Regions from separate parts of the Homo sapiens genome. Here region 1 is linked to region 2. A link is an interaction called in ENCODE POLR2A ChIA-PET data of the cell type or tissue named here. Cell type or tissue: A673. All regions are shown on one strand.

Evidence for each region. ChIA-PET counts read pairs that join two places held together with the same protein. Peaks named below come from ENCODE experiments on the same cell type or tissue, not always from the same donor. Only the 100,000 strongest peaks of a DNase experiment are listed, where the experiment ranks them.
Region 1: POLR2A ChIA-PET joins it to region 2 with 13 read pairs; 4 of 35 experiments call an interaction of 5 or more read pairs at or near these places.

What each region holds. Positions count from the first base shown.
Region 1 is chr21:14,367,188-14,375,187 of GRCh38, reverse strand. HSPA13 (heat shock protein family A (Hsp70) member 13) reads left to right here. Exons shown (of 5, transcript NM_006948.5): 5 at 904-4,073. The coding sequence ends at 1,571. Among named protein-coding and RNA genes, the nearest start is that of HSPA13, 12 kb to the left of the region's middle. In A673, no CTCF peak of the experiment used is centred here; no DNase peak of the experiment used is centred here.
Region 2 is chr21:14,240,191-14,248,190 of GRCh38, reverse strand. No RefSeq gene overlaps it. Among named protein-coding and RNA genes, the nearest start is that of RBM11, 28 kb to the right of the region's middle. In A673, no CTCF peak of the experiment used is centred here; a DNase peak (open chromatin) is centred at 4,500.

The DNA of each region.
Region 1 (8,000 bases), 130 kb before region 2:
GAAGGGTGATCAGTATATTTCATTTAATATGTTTTATAAAGTAGATGTCTTTAGAAAGTCTAATTGTATTTTTCCCTAGGAAATGATAGGATTATGCATTCTAAACCCTTTTTTAAACGTTTTTATTTTGTCGAATTTAGCTTAAGGGATTCAACCTGTTTGACACGTTGAGTTGTAAGTTACAGGTATTCTAACCTCTGCATTTTTTTTTCTCTTTTTCTAATCAAGTTAAATACCAGGAAATTATATTACACTACTCTTTTCCTTTGAAATTATTTATCTAGTTTTCAGGTAGAAAAGTAGAAAGACCTTTTCAGGTCCTAATCAGGCAAGAAAAAATGAAAGGAAAAAAAGAGATTAAATACCTACTTTTTCATTATAAGAAGCACTTTCTTCTGTTGAGAATGACATTCAGTGTTTTTAAATAGCTACTTATAAGCCAATCTGTATTCTTAATCTCTATTTACTGAAAAATTATTTGATATTGTGAAGAGATACTTCCTTTTATATAATTTAAAATTTTGACCCTGATGTGCACTAGTTTTTAAATAGTACTTATTTGGGTTAAGATAGCTTTAACCCAGTCATTATTTTTTAAATTTTTATTTATTGATTTATTTTATAGAGGCAGGGTCTTGCTATGTTACCCAGTCTGGTCTCCAACTCCTGGCCTCAAGCAACCCTCCCACCTCAGCCTTCCAAAGTTCTAGGATTACAGGTGTGAGACACCATGCCCAGCAACACAGTTATTTTTAACCAGTCTCTGTATGAATAAAATTGTAATGATACATGAAACAGGGATTTGTTATTCCCAGAATATAATTTTTACGTATACATAATAACATACGTGTATACATACACACATATATGCATAACTATATTAAACTTTTATTTTTCACTCAGGAAACAATAAACTTGGAGGACAGGACTTCAATCAGAGATTGCTTCAGTACTTATATAAACAGATCTATCAAACATATGGCTTCGTGCCCTCTAGGAAAGAGGAAATCCACAGATTGAGACAAGCTGTGGAAATGGTCAAATTAAATCTGACTCTTCATCAATCTGCTCAGTTGTCAGTATTACTAACGGTGGAGGAGCAGGACAGGAAGGAACCTCACAGTAGTGACACTGAACTGCCAAAAGACAAACTTTCCTCAGCAGATGACCATCGCGTGAACAGTGGGTTTGGACGTGGCCTTTCTGATAAGAAAAGTGGAGAAAGTCAGGTTTTATTTGAAACAGAAATATCACGGAAACTCTTTGATACCCTTAATGAAGACCTCTTTCAGAAAATACTGGTACCCATTCAGCAAGTATTGAAAGAAGGCCACCTGGAAAAGACTGAGATTGATGAGGTGGTTTTAGTTGGGGGCTCCACTCGTATTCCTCGGATCCGTCAAGTCATTCAAGAGTTCTTTGGAAAAGATCCCAACACATCTGTAGACCCTGACCTAGCAGTAGTAACGGGAGTGGCTATCCAAGCAGGGATTGATGGAGGCTCTTGGCCTCTCCAAGTCAGTGCTTTAGAAATTCCCAATAAGCATTTACAAAAAACCAACTTCAACTGAATTCTGCAGAAATAATGGTTATTTGTGAACTTGTCTGATGATCTCTTCCCATTTATCAGATTACCTTTTCCACAAAAGAAAGTCTCTAAAATATCACAGATTTACCTAGAGGGCAACATTTAGATACAGGAAAATTTTACATAGTGTTTTGTCTTAGGATTAGACGTGACCAGATTGATCCTGTTTGATTTTGGAGAGATCCTATTCTAACAAATACTCTAAAATGATAAAATTGAGGTACAACTCTCTTAAAAGAGTATGGATAACTATATTTTCTGGATTCTGGAGGTTGATAACCATATGCACTTAACATTATATTCTATAAACATTAAGTAGTGCCAGTTATGAGATTCCCAGTTCTTACTAAATTGTATTAGCAGGAGCTGGTAATTACTTGTATTATCACATGTAACTAATAATTTGAACTATACTTGAAGGACCGTGTTGATGTCAGGTATTTACAGTGGTTGGAAGATAGCAGTATTATTAGCATAAGCTGCATACGTAATATTCAGTAACTGCCATATTATATAACAAATTTACATTCACAAATTCAGTATCCTGTTAAGTGTCATATTCTTGTAATCTGCATTCTCCAGGAGTTTTATGTGTTTAATAGATGAATTTATTTTATTTCTAAAGGTATTCAAATGTTTCAGCACCATATAATAGAAATACCCAATTATATTCTAGTTCCTTTATGTCCTGTACATCATTCTCTGCTTGGATTTCCATTATTCTGTTTGGTTAGAGAATAAAATTGGTAATTGCATTTGAAGAATGTGTTAATGTCATAATAAAGCCATGATTGCTATCTTATTTTTGTTATCCGAGACCTTTGCAAACATTGGCAAATAGCATCAATTACCTACTGTATTTGTTTCTTTGTTTATATTTTCAGTAAGCCCTGGGGAATATAGCATGGAATTGAGCTACTAAATGGTTTTGGTTCCGTTTTACGGAGATTTTTCCTCATATTTAGTTTTGAATGAGGAAAATGTGCTCAATTATAAAAGCTGTGTTATTGTTTTCTATTATTATTTTTAAATAATCACACTTGGACTCTTTTCAAACATTAGGTTAGTTTGTAATGAAAGCAAAAAATTTGTGAATACTGGAAGTAACGTGGAAATCTAATGTGGAAGCCATTGTGGCAAGGTTTCTACAAATCGGCATTTGGAGCAGAGTTGTTTGTTTTTGTTGTTTGTTTCCTTTAAGAAAAACCACAGGGACCAAGAAAGAAAATATAACAGTTTGATTTCTGTCATACCCATTGTATTTGAAGATATATGGATACAGATTATATATATATATACATATTTTCCTTAATAGAGGAATGCTTCATATTATTCAAAAATTATATCCTGATCACCTTTTTTTGTTTTTTATTGTAAAGTATCTCTGCTTTATCCATTGCTGAATTCGATAGGATGTTGAAATGCTGGTCACCAAAAAAGGAAACTGAGCAAATTCATTTCAACAACATCAAAACTTCAGCTTCTCATAGTAAAAAGCTGAATGTTACTAATATTTTTCATATCTAAAAAAAAATTCTTAGCAATGAAATTGCTGTTAAAACACAAATTTCAATCAAATACTTTTGTGTATAGAAAATATGTATAGTAGGTAGATAGAAAAGTATAAAATGTTTGTTGAAGTATCTTATTTTAGAATGAATGGAGAAATGCCAAAGATGAATCCTTCACTGCATTATGAAAATATTTCACATGTTCTCTTGGACTTTATATAAATCTGTAATAGATTTTAGAATTGAAAAATTCTTTGTGAAGGTCTTCTAAAAGTGTTCCAATTTATCTCAAAATCTCCATATATAGGATCAGCTTAAAACATAAAGAAAACCTTGAATTTCTCAAATGTTTGAGATGTTCAAGACAGTCTCTTAATCCGTTAATGCTTTTGGAAACAATTGACAAAATAGGGCAGGCAGCTCATCTCATGTCCTGAAGTTGGAATTTAAATAATTCCTATTTGCAAATTAGAATGACAGTGTTGGAATTTGGAGGCAGTAGTTGAGCATATTCTCTAGTATATAGCTACACCTTTAATAAAATGAAGGAATGTCTTCAATCATATTTTAGTGGGCTATTTATAAATAGTCTTGAAGTCAATTTAGTTTATTTATTTAAAAGATAATGCATCCTGAAAGGGATCATTTATGAATAACAATCTGAAGTCTTTTCATAAAAAAAATTAATAAACTTTAGTTGTACATTTAGCCAGTGTTATTTGAAGTATGTAACTTTTAAAATATTAAGTGTCTTGTATGATTAGAATATGTGAATGAGTAACTTATTTTGTATCAGGAATGTTTTGGTACTGTGTTTTCACTCAAACCACTGACTTAACAGATACTGCTGTGTATAACATGTACTAAATATTACAGTTATTGTGCATAACAGATTGTTCCTCTTATATTTGTGTGTATACAGGCAATTCATGTTTTAATGTAAATAAATACCATTTTGCAGTTTGTTTTTTAAACTATGTACTTTTTCATTCAGGACTAGTCTGGAGTATACTTTTCAGGCATATAAATAAGAAAGTGAGGATGGAACTGATTTGATGCCAAGGCACTCAATCTCAGTAGCTGTTGCCTAGTTGTTCCCGAAATGTACATTTCTCTATATCCTTTCTATTGCTTATATGCTTTCCACTGGCTTCTCTAATTTAGAAAAGACAACTTGTAGCATATGAACAGTATCTTCAGAATTCTAAATACTAATTCATGGCTTCTGACCACGATGGAGCCAGAAACTAAGCTAACCTAATCTAGCTAGTTAGTAAATAATCCTGCATAACAGGATTCCTTTGGTTGATGGTTAATAAATATTTCTCTAACAAAGTTTATATTAGTCTTTGGACAAAAAAACAATATATTATGTTTTGCTTCTTTAAGAAACTCATTTGATTAATGTAATCTAAGATGAGCCTTTAGGTAATGACGGTATACTTGACCTTGGAGAGACTCAAATATATGAGGAAATACAGCAATACTTCATATTTATCTTAATTAACAGATAGTGCCTCACTGAGGTAGGCAGCCTCTGATGTGGGACCCAATGATCCCACCTTGTGGAATTAACATCCTTGGGTAATCCTATTCTCTTGAATTTGGGCAAGAGATAATGACTCAATGCTAATGAATAATACGGCAGAAGTGCTGGGATGTCATTTCTGAAATTAGGTTTAAAAAAGATCAGCTTCCTTCTTGGATGCACCCTCTTGCTGGCTTTCTCTTTTGGATCCCAGCTGCCACATAAAGAAGACCATGTGAAGAAGGCTGTTCTGGTGAATACAGGTGTAGAAAGACACCCTAGAAGATGAGAGCCACATGGAGGCAGAAAGGTACCCCCCACTGACAGGAGGCACGAATTTCCAGCTATGTGAGACAGCCTTCTTGAAATGAACCCTCCAGCCTTAGTAAGTCTTGAGATGATGCAGCCACAGTTGACTAGTTGAATCCACCTCATGAGAGACCTTAATTCTTGTTTTGGCAAGAATTATAAACAGTTTGCCTTCCATAATTCTTGTTTTGGCAAAGAATTATCATTCATTTCTGTTATTTTAAAGTTCTGTTTTTTTAAAGTACTTTGGATTAATTTGTTACACAACAGCAGATAATAGAGTTCTCACTATGGCACTGCTCTAAAAACTTTACTAATACTAATCAATTTAGTTTAGTTCTAGCCACCATTTGAGTAGGTACTATTATCTGCATTTTCAAATAGGGAAATTAAGGCATAGACGTGTTAGGCAGTTTTCCCAGGATTACAACTATTAAGTGAGAAAGTCGGGATTCAAATCCAGTCTATGCTTGTAATCCCAGTGCTGTGCTGCCTTACCCATTACAGAATACAATCCCATAGTACCTTTTCTGTTCTGTTACCAAACCTGGATAATATCCATGTAAGACCTCTTATTTACCAGCTAATGTTAACATTGGAGATTTATGCTTGTTATTCCTTTACGTTTTCAACAAGCAGGTTTAGAATGTATAGATTTCTTAAATACAAAATGAAATCAATAGCACCTATTTCACCTGGTTTTTGTAAGTGTCTGGCACATAGAAAGTGATAACGATTAATACATATGGTAGATACAGAAATGAACAAAGTTCAGTGACTGTCAATTTTATGTGAGTTTTTTAATTGGTTGATTGAGATGGAGTATCGCTCTGTCTCCCAGGCTGGAGTGCAGTGGTGCGATCTCAGTTCACTGAAGCCTCCACCTCCCAGGTTACAGCAATTCTCCTGCCTCAGCCTCCTGAGTAGCTGGGATTACAGCACGTGCCACCACATCCAGCTAATGTTTGTATTTTTAGTAGAAACAGGGTTTTGCCATGTTGGCTGGGCTGGTCTCGAACTCCTGACTTCAGGTGATCCACCTGCCTCGGCCTCCCAAATTCTAGGATTACAGGAATAAGCCACCGCTCATGGCCTTATGTGGGTTTATTAAGGATGCCACGAATAGGTTAGATTCCCCAATATCATCAGAACTTAATTCAATGGGTCTAAAATTTCTGTAAATTATTGAGAGTTCTTCTGACAAACTATGAAAAAAAAATTGCTTTGGTAAAGCATTTGCTTTGTTTTGACAAGAATTACAAACGATTTGCCTCACATTAAGTTATTTGGATTTTAAAGCAGGAATAAATGCAGTTTGTTTGATACCTCATTGAATTACCTATTAATTGGCCTACCTAAAATACCTAAAAAATTTCAAATGCTCTAACACTTGTAACTCTGTAACTTATTTTATATATATTATATGTATACATATATATGTGTGTATGTGTATGTGTATGTATGTAAAGCTAATATGATAAAAACACATTTTTTTTCTGTTAAGAGTTCATTCACCTTAAATTACTTAACATGGACTGTTGGAAACTGGAAACTGGGTCTCAATTATTAGGTGTAATCAATACCCTTCCTCTGTCTCCCAAGTTGCTAAACTAATAAGATAATTTTGACATGATTGAAAAGTTCTTTGAGTAGTTGTTGCAGATCCTGCTAAATGCTATCACAATATTTATTCTATTCATGCTTACTTCTGGACCCCACTTTTATTTGGAGCAGCAATATCCCTACTTCAAAAACTATATTTTCCAACTTCCCTTGCAGCTAGGGATGGCTCTATGACATAATTCTGGCCAATGAGATATAAGCATAAATCACTAGGTATAAACTCGGGCTTTTTTTAAATTTATACATCTGGATTGTACAAATATCTGCTCACCATTCATTTCTCCTTCTTGGAATGCAGACATGATACTGGAGATAGCAAGGGGTTTGCAACTGCTAAGCAACAAACATGCTATGGATGTTTGAAACAAAGATAGGTACAGCCCAGGTGATATGGAGCCACCTTAACCAACTTTGTACTCTCTATTTTGGGACTTCCTTCTACCTGAGAACAATAAGCCGTGTGGTTGTTTACGCTTCTTGTTTTACTTCTTTTCATACTTGTACTTTTCAATTTATGACCCTTACGTAGTTAAACATTTGGTCACATTGTCCTTTGTTGGACTTCTGCTTCTGCCCAAGATGGAATAAAAGAAAACTGATTTTCCTCCTGCCTGTATTAACTAAAAAGTCAAACAGAATATATGAAACAACACTTTTTAAGACCTTATGTATCATGACTAATAATACCTGTTTGTTACCTCTCCAATATCATAAACAATATGGTAATATAGGTCAAGCAGTAAGATGTTCTGTAAAATCTGGAAATTGTTGCACAAATGCTCATGACAGAAAGCCAGAAGCAGATGTTCACAGGGCATTAGTGGTGACTGAAGCTGTACTCATATTTATGCCTAGTTCCTTTTGCCCTCCATTGTCTTGCATTCTAAATCATTCATCTTAGTCTTCATCTTGATCACCACATTATTTCTACTGTGTACATCAGAGTTTAAAAAGGCCATAAACCAGTCACCACAAGCGCATTAATGAAGATCTGAGTTGTTTAAACATGAATTCAAAAACTGATCCTATGTCACTTTCCTTGGCACACAAAAAAATGCATATGTGTTATTTTCTTTCTAAATGTTTGAAGCAAATTTATCAAAAATAATTTTCTATTTATGATCTATTTTACGTTCTCCTTGTACGCCTATTCCTTTTCTCTTTTTGCAGCATTATTGAGATAAACAAAAGGTTACTACCTTTGGGCAACAATGATAACTAAGCTCAGACTGGGCATTCTGAAAATAACTAGTGAGAAACCTGGGTTACCTGGATAGCAATCATCCAGAAGCCAGTAATTCTTTATATGGTTCAGACCCATTACCTCGGCCCATTAACTCAGCAGCATAGCAGACACTTGAACTACCAATAGCCTTCCTTTTCATAAGAAGATTTAGTGACATGTCGATAACAGTACAGCCAGAAGTTCTTACTTCCTGTA
Region 2 (8,000 bases):
AAAGAAAGAACAGGTTGGTATGAAAGTGAATAAGATGTAATTTAAAAAGAGATGGATGAGAAAAAGAGTGTTCTTGTATATCCCATAAGTGGAAAAAAAGGCCAATTTAGAAGAATGAAGTGTATTTCAGGTAAAATCAATGAGAAGAATGTCACATTTTAAATATTCTATAAATAAGATGGCAATAGTATTGATAGGGTTTGGGTCTGTGTCCCTATCCAAATCTCAGGTTGAATTGTAATCCCCACTGTTGGAGGTGGGGCCTGGCGGGAGGTGATTGGATCATGAGCGTGTGATTTCTTCTTAATGGTTTAGCACCACCGTCCCTTGGTATTCTATAGTGAGTTCTCAGGAGATCTAGTTGTTGAAAAGTGTGTAGAGCCTCCCCACTCTCTCTCTCTTCCTCCTGCTCCTGCCATGTGACGCTCCTGCTTCACCTTCTGCCATGATTGTAAGTTTCCTAAGGCCTCCCCAGAAGCTGAGCAGATGCCAGCATCCTGCTTTCTCTACAGCCTTTGGAACCATTAACCAATTAAACCTCTTTTCTTTATAAATTACTCAGTTTTGGATACTTATTTATAGCAGTGCGAGGACAAACTAATACAAGTATTGAGAAAAATTCTAAAATTATGAAGGTAGAATAATTAATTTGATACAAAGAATAAAAGAATATTCATACTGGCTTCAGACTTCATCTTTGGGACATTTTTTCTTATATATCCATTGATAGTTTTTTTTTCTTTTGTGAATCACTGGTTAATATTACTTGCTATTTTCAAAACTGAAAGCTTTTAGTTACATAACTGACTCATATATGATGGTTCTTATTTAAAAGTTCAAACAATACTGAATTATAGAGGGAAAAATAAGTATTTTATCTCTCCAGCACTCATCATAATCATAACTCTTTAGATCAAAGCTAACCAGCTAACCACTTTCAAATAATATACTAGGAGTACTAAAATGAATCCTTCTGCATCCATTAACTCTTGGAGATGTATGTTGTTATGTAATACATACACAAATCAACAATTTGCACAAAGATGTCTAATATAGTATTACACACAGAGGTGAAAAATATTCAAATTTCTGAAAATAAAGTAATAAAACAATTTTATGAAATGCAGTTTCTTTAGGCTGCCTTAGCCTAGGGTTTAAAACATGATCATATCAGCTCTCACAAACTCTGTCTTGTTCTTGTCCATATCTGTTAGTGGAAAAATAGGAGGTGGTCAGCGAAGAGTGGGATTCTTGAAATTTAAATATGGAGAAGTTGCATTTTTTGTTGATGGGGCCAAGTCTTACATACAATGATGAAAGTGAATGTATTAGATAGGGTAAGAGTTGAAATCATTAGAGAAAAGTTTAGGAAATCAAAGATCCAGTGATTTGGAAGGATCAACTAGGTCTTATACTTGAAATCACTGAGAATTTTGGCAGGAACAGTGTTGAAAAGACTGACAGTGAGCCAGGTGTTAAATTCAAGACATGAGAGCACTATGAATGGTACAATGAGGAGGCATGGCTGGTGATAGTAATATATCGCAATGGCAGGGAAGAAGGAGCATGATCTGGAAGTAGCAATGTTGAGCAAAGAGGCAACTTTCTTTCCTCCAGGCCAAGTTGTATGAGGAGGGTATAAGAGAAAACAGTTATTACTCAAGAAAGCTGCAAAGGAACAAGTGTCTTTAGGAGAGAATCTAGTTTCAGACTAGGAAGGTAAGAAAATAAGTTAAGGACACAGAGGATTTTGCTGTTGAATGACTGTGAGTTCATAAAACATAGCAGAAAAGCTCCAAAATGGGAACGGGTGGGATATGAAATCTGCATAGGGATGTTCACATACCTAATGGTGCCTATGGTATGGGAAATGAGGGATGACCTGTGTTTTTAGTAGTGGTTGAGGTAAATAAAGACAAACAGCATAATAAGATTGATCTTAATGGTCTTAAGGGAAATAGTGATGAAGAAGCTTTGAGCACAGGGGTTAGAGTTGGGAGAAGAGAGAGTGGTGAGTCTCTCACCAGAACACAGAGATATGGAGCTCTCCTTGACCCCTGCTGAAGAAAGCATGGAGACCAAAGAAAGGGATGTCTTGTCATTACACACATGTCCCTTTGGAAGGAACTCCCAAGTAATCCAAATGAAAGGTTTTTAGTGAGATAAACAGTGCTTTTGTAATCTTACTTCACCTAAGAAGATTAAACCAGGTTTGAAGCTTTCCAGGTTATGTGCCTTGTGGTAGCTGGAGCATAGGTGTGAGGGAAGAAGTCCAAGAAATAGCTACCCAGATGGCCAACTCTGAGAGGAAACCAAAAGCCAACAATAAGCAGAAGTTGTGAATTCTTAGAACAGCTTTAATGTAAATTATTTCCTATGACTTTTTCAGACTAAGTTTAAAACATATTGGTTTATGGATATAGCATATGACTAAATGGAATTTTTATGTTTAAAATGAAATGAGAGGTAAATAAATTTACAAAATAAGTATTAAAGCTGTATAATTTTACTCACCCTTTAAATACAGGGAGGTATAGGTGTCTATGTAGATATAAACCTCCCAGTTAACAGATATGTATCAAAGAGATTAAAGGCAGGTCAATTTGCAGAAATGCATTTAAATTGTTTAGGGAGCATATAGAAAGTTATTAGAGTTGGTTAATGGAACATGACAAATAAATCAGTTCTTTCCTTTCTTCTTACTGCCTTTTAAAAGCAAATAAAGCTAATCTGATTGCATTAAAATTCTGAATGTTGGGCTTGGCAGAAATACTACACGTTGATGAAGTTTAGAAGGGGATGAAGGAAATACTCCTTTCCCTACTCCCATATCTACCTGAGTTCTGAAGGTAAGAGAAATACAACAAAAGAGTGTAGATGGAGGCCAAAACACAATTATTGCTGATAAAGCTTGGGAGGGGGATGTATCTGGGTATGAAATACAAATGGCTTCCAATTATTGGATTCCAAAGTTTAAAAAGCTTACTAACCCAGTAAGAATGGTGCTGGTAAGATTTACAGTATGGGAAGCAAAGAATAGCTATACCTTGAGGCCAACTCACTGCCATGAAGGCCAAGAAAAGGGGAAGTGCTTTGCCTTTGCCATAATAAAATGATAAGGATGGCTTTTTTTCCATGTCCCAGCAGCTGAAGCCTGGGATGCCTAACATTGAGATATAATTTCAGTTATCTATTTCAGTGTAGTAAATTACCCCAAGCCTTATTTATTTACACACACACAAAAAAAAATTATATCTCATGATTTGCTCCCTGTGATGTTGATGGGCATCATGTGGTAATATTCAGCTGGTGAGCTGATTCAGAGATCCAAAATAGGTTCACTCACAGGCCTAGCCATAGCAGGAATTGTTGGAAGGTTGGGCTCATCTGGGCTTTTTCCCTGTCCATGTAGTCTTAGAACTTCTCCAAATGGTCCTTCTAGCAAGATAATTGTACTTCTTATGTGAAGACTCAAGACTACAAAGGCAAGTATTCCAAGACACAAAATGAAAATGTTCATCTCTTAAGTCCTGGGCCCAGGGACTGACATAACATCATTTTGGCTGTGTTTTATTTGCCAAAGCAGTCAAAGAGCCCATTTAGGTTCAAGGAGAAGGCATGTATACCCCATAAGTACATGAGATGAATGTCAAAGAATTTATGGTCATCTTTAATGAGCCATTGCCTTCCCTCTGACCATACACAAAATACATTTAACCCTTCCCATGAGTCTTGTGAAGTTCTCATTGCATTATAGCACCTTTCTTAGGCCAGGTTTCAAGGGGCTATCATCTAATTCAGATCCAGGTATGGATGAGGTGTTCTGGCCAATTGGCCCTTGTTCCTCTGTATCTGATAAGCTGTGAACTAAAAAGACTTTTTGTAATTCCACACAATGGTGAGATGAAGAAAGGTAAGTGCAGTAGAAACTCCAGTTCACAAGTGGAGGGAATACAGAGGCACGGCTGTTATTGGTTATTAGTAATTCTGACATTCAGGGTTGGGAACAGGTCTGCTTCCTGGAAATGATTCCCCTTGTTTCTTGTTACTGCCTTCTGTGCTATTGATTCTGACCTCTGGGTCCTCCTCCACACAGAATGGCCATGTTTTGCAATCAAATAGCTCAACTGAACAGGCAAGCCACACCCCTGTCACATGTCCAGTGAGGGGGATCAGGGAACTCTCCCGTTTCATCCTTACAGTTTTTGAGGTCTCAACTAAATGATTTATAGCAGCCACATACTTGTGATTTTTATCCTGAGTTTCTTTTAGTGTGCTGGATTTTATATTTGCTGAAGCTGTTTCTTTTCTTTTTGAGAATTTTTGCTTGCAATAACTGGGGATGAATAAACATTTTCTTTTCAAATCCAACAATCTCTGGGTCCTTTATATTTCTTCTAAATTCCTAAAATATAAATTAAAATGGAACAGTTTCTCTCTTTCTTTCCTAGCCTCTCTCCCCCAACCAATGTTGTACTTAATTACAGGAAGCTAGAAAAAGCCTGGGGGCATTTTTCTTATTCTGTCTGCAAAGCTCTCCAACTAAATCAAAAAGTGTGCTAGATATCCTATTTAATTTCCATATTACAACAGGGAGCTGTGTGACTGAACTTTCCAATAACAATATCCTCAATATTTTTGGCATCCTCATTGTCTCGTGAAGCCCCTTCCAGCTTTAAAGGTCTTCTCAAGTCCTTTTCATCTTCTTCTTGCTATCTTGTCCCAGAGCCAATGGGCTTGGGTTTTTGTTGTGGTAACACCTTCATTCCAGGCACCCAACTTTATAGGTTACAACCAGGGAAGAAGACTTACCATGAATGATAAGGAATCAGGATTTAATATAGGGTAGACGAATCATAGAAGAATGTTACCACTGCATTTGGTGGGCAGCCTGAAGTTGCTATAGATCAATAGGGCCAGAAGTGGAAACACACACACACACACACACACACACACACACACACACGTGATCAGTGACCTAGGACAAACTGGAAACCATACCCACTTCTCAAAATATCCAACCATGATGATGTGAGTGATTTGTATGCGTAGCTGCTGTGTTTACTACAGAACTGTACACATGCCTGCTTCAGGACTCAGAAAAGCTAAACTGGGAGATCCACGGGATGTGGAGGCTCTGTGGGCTTGCCTCCTGACCCACACCAACAACATGAGCCAGCAGACCAGTAACAAAGTTCTTTGCACTGCAATACTGCCTGATGCCCTGCATAGAACTATAAAGCCTAGTGGTGGCTGCTTTGGGGCCGTTCCAATTATCGTTTCTCCTATGGTTGGCCCTGGCCTGAAATTACAAAGAAGAGAATTCTGGAAAATGTAGCACTAGCCTAGCTATATTCACACAGTACAAAATCACTGAAAATGTATGTGATTTCTTAGAGGAGAGTTAATTCATCCCCAAGTGTAAATTTGTTTCTGTTCTTTTTAAAAGCATATATATTTATGGGGTGCAACATGATGTTTTGATATATGTATACATTGTGGAATGATTAAATCAAGCCCCATAACATATCCATCACCACATGTACCTATTTTTTTTTGTGGTGACAACATTTAAAATCTACTCTGTAAGCAATTTTCAAGTATTCAGTACATTAGTATTAACTGTAGTCATCGTGTTGAACAATAGATCTTGGGTGGAGATCTTAACTGAAACTGTGTACAATTTGACCAATATTTTTTCATTTCTCCTCTATACCCCCATCACCGTGACCCCTGGTAACCCCCATCCTACCCTTCTCTTCTATGAATTTAACTTTTAGATTCCACACAGAAGTGAGATCATGCAGTATTTTTCTTTCTGTGCCTGGCTTATTTCATTTAACATAGTGTCTTCCAGGCTCATCCATGTTGTTTTAAATAACATTTCTTTTTATTTTATGGTTGAATAATATTCCATTGTGCATGTGTGTGTGAGTGCATATATACCACATTTTCTTTGTTCATTCCTCCATTCATGGACACTTAGGTTGATTCCATATTTTGGCTACATTTTTTTCAAATGTTCGTAGCTAATAGGACGCTCATGAATCTCATAGCACTGACCAGCCAATTTAGTCAAAAGCCAACTCCTAGTTGTGAGGGCTGTTATTACAGAACCCAGTATTTAGCATTGCCAAGTCTATTGTAAGAATCTGGTTTCAGCTCTGACAGAATGTTAGGGCTATTTAATACCAGGCAATCAGTGCTCATTGTATAGATACATAAATTGCAAATTTAAAGTCATTTAAGGATGTTTCCTAGTAGAAAAATTATTCTGATGAACATATTTACCACATTTTTGGGGAAAATTCACTCAAACATATTCTCTTCTTTTTCTGCAAGTGTCATTTGAAACACTGCTACTATCTTACAAAGACTAGACATTTGCAAAGGTGGATGTCTATCTTTGCAATCCGGAAAATGCTCTTAATTTTCATTTTCTGAAATTTCATTGCTGCACTAAAGGGGAGCTTTGTCAAGGAATGTTACTTCCATAAATGCAAAGGCATTTTTAGCCTGCTGCCTACACGCTTTGTTATAGATTTACTTAGGCCTTATCTTAGTCAGTTCAGTCTGCTATAACAAATATACCACAATCTGCCTGGCTTAAACAGTAAACATTTACTTCTTACAGTTCTGAAGGCTGGGAAATCCAAGATCAAGGTGCTGATAGATCTGGTATCTGGTGAGGGCCTACTTCCTGGTTTGCAGATGACAGCCTTATATTTTCACGTGGTGGAGATCAGAAAGAGAGAGGAAATAAGCTCTCTTATGTCTCTTCTTATAAGGATAGTAATCTCATTCATGGAAGCTCCATCCTCATGACCTAATTACTTTCCAAAGGCCTCACCTCCAAATACCATGACACTGAGTATTTGGCTTCAACATATGAATTTTGTGGGGGCACAAACATTCAGTCTATAGCAGACCTACAAAACATTCCTGCCTTCATGTTTGTCTCAGCTAGAAAAAACTTCCTCAGCAGATTTCTCAGTTGAAGCCGGATTGCTGTTTCTGGTGTTCTTAAATCTAGCAGCCTAGAGAGAACAGATAACTCTGCCATGTGCTACAGTTCCTCCTCCTTTTCACATACACGTTCACTTAAGACACAGTGGGCATACACATGTCTACCTGTAATAATTATACCACCTTGACTCTCTCCAATAAGACTTGGTATTTCCACTCTTCAGCCAGAGGCCATGTTATATGAATTCCAGAGCAGGCTCTTCCTGGTTTCCAGATGCCACAGAGTCACAGAATAAAGCTCTCTACGTAGTACAACACCTTTTTAACATAAAGATGTTCAAAGACTATGGGACGTTTAGCCCTTTTTTCAGTATTAGGTATCAATACCACTTGAAATAGGATTGGCCCATTTTTATAATTGGTAAAGAATATGCATAATAAAACATAAATTTCTGTGTTACAAGAGCTATCAGTTGAACAAAGATGAGAGAGAGAAGAAAAAAGTGAGAAAAGAAAAAAGGAGAGTGATTTGGAAATAAATTTCCCTTTATTATTTATTTCTAATGATATATTTACATAAATGTTCAAAAGTATGGATGCTGTTTTATCCTCTTCACCCTGAAGTCTACTGAAAACTAGTAAAATTGGTAAAAGTGTGAATTATATTGTCACAGAAGGGCAGTCTTTTCATATATATTTTTAAAATGAATTGCCAGTACTGTAGATCTTTCACCTTACATTAGAAAAGAGGAGACAGGAATTCAAAGCAAAGTTAACTCTTTAAAGTGATTATTTTGTCAGGTTCTTTATAAAATTATTGGTAAGAAGTTATTGAATTTAAAGTATTTTACATCAATCAAATAAAACAAGCAGAAAAACACATTTTAATTGCAACAAAACTTTATTAGTTTAAATGTTTTATGGAAATGAAAAAGCCTATGGAAATAGTACATTATTTGGAAGCTAGAGTAATTAAAACAATGCAGTATTGTAAAACCAGATAGTTGAATGGATTAGAATAAAAAACACCGAGA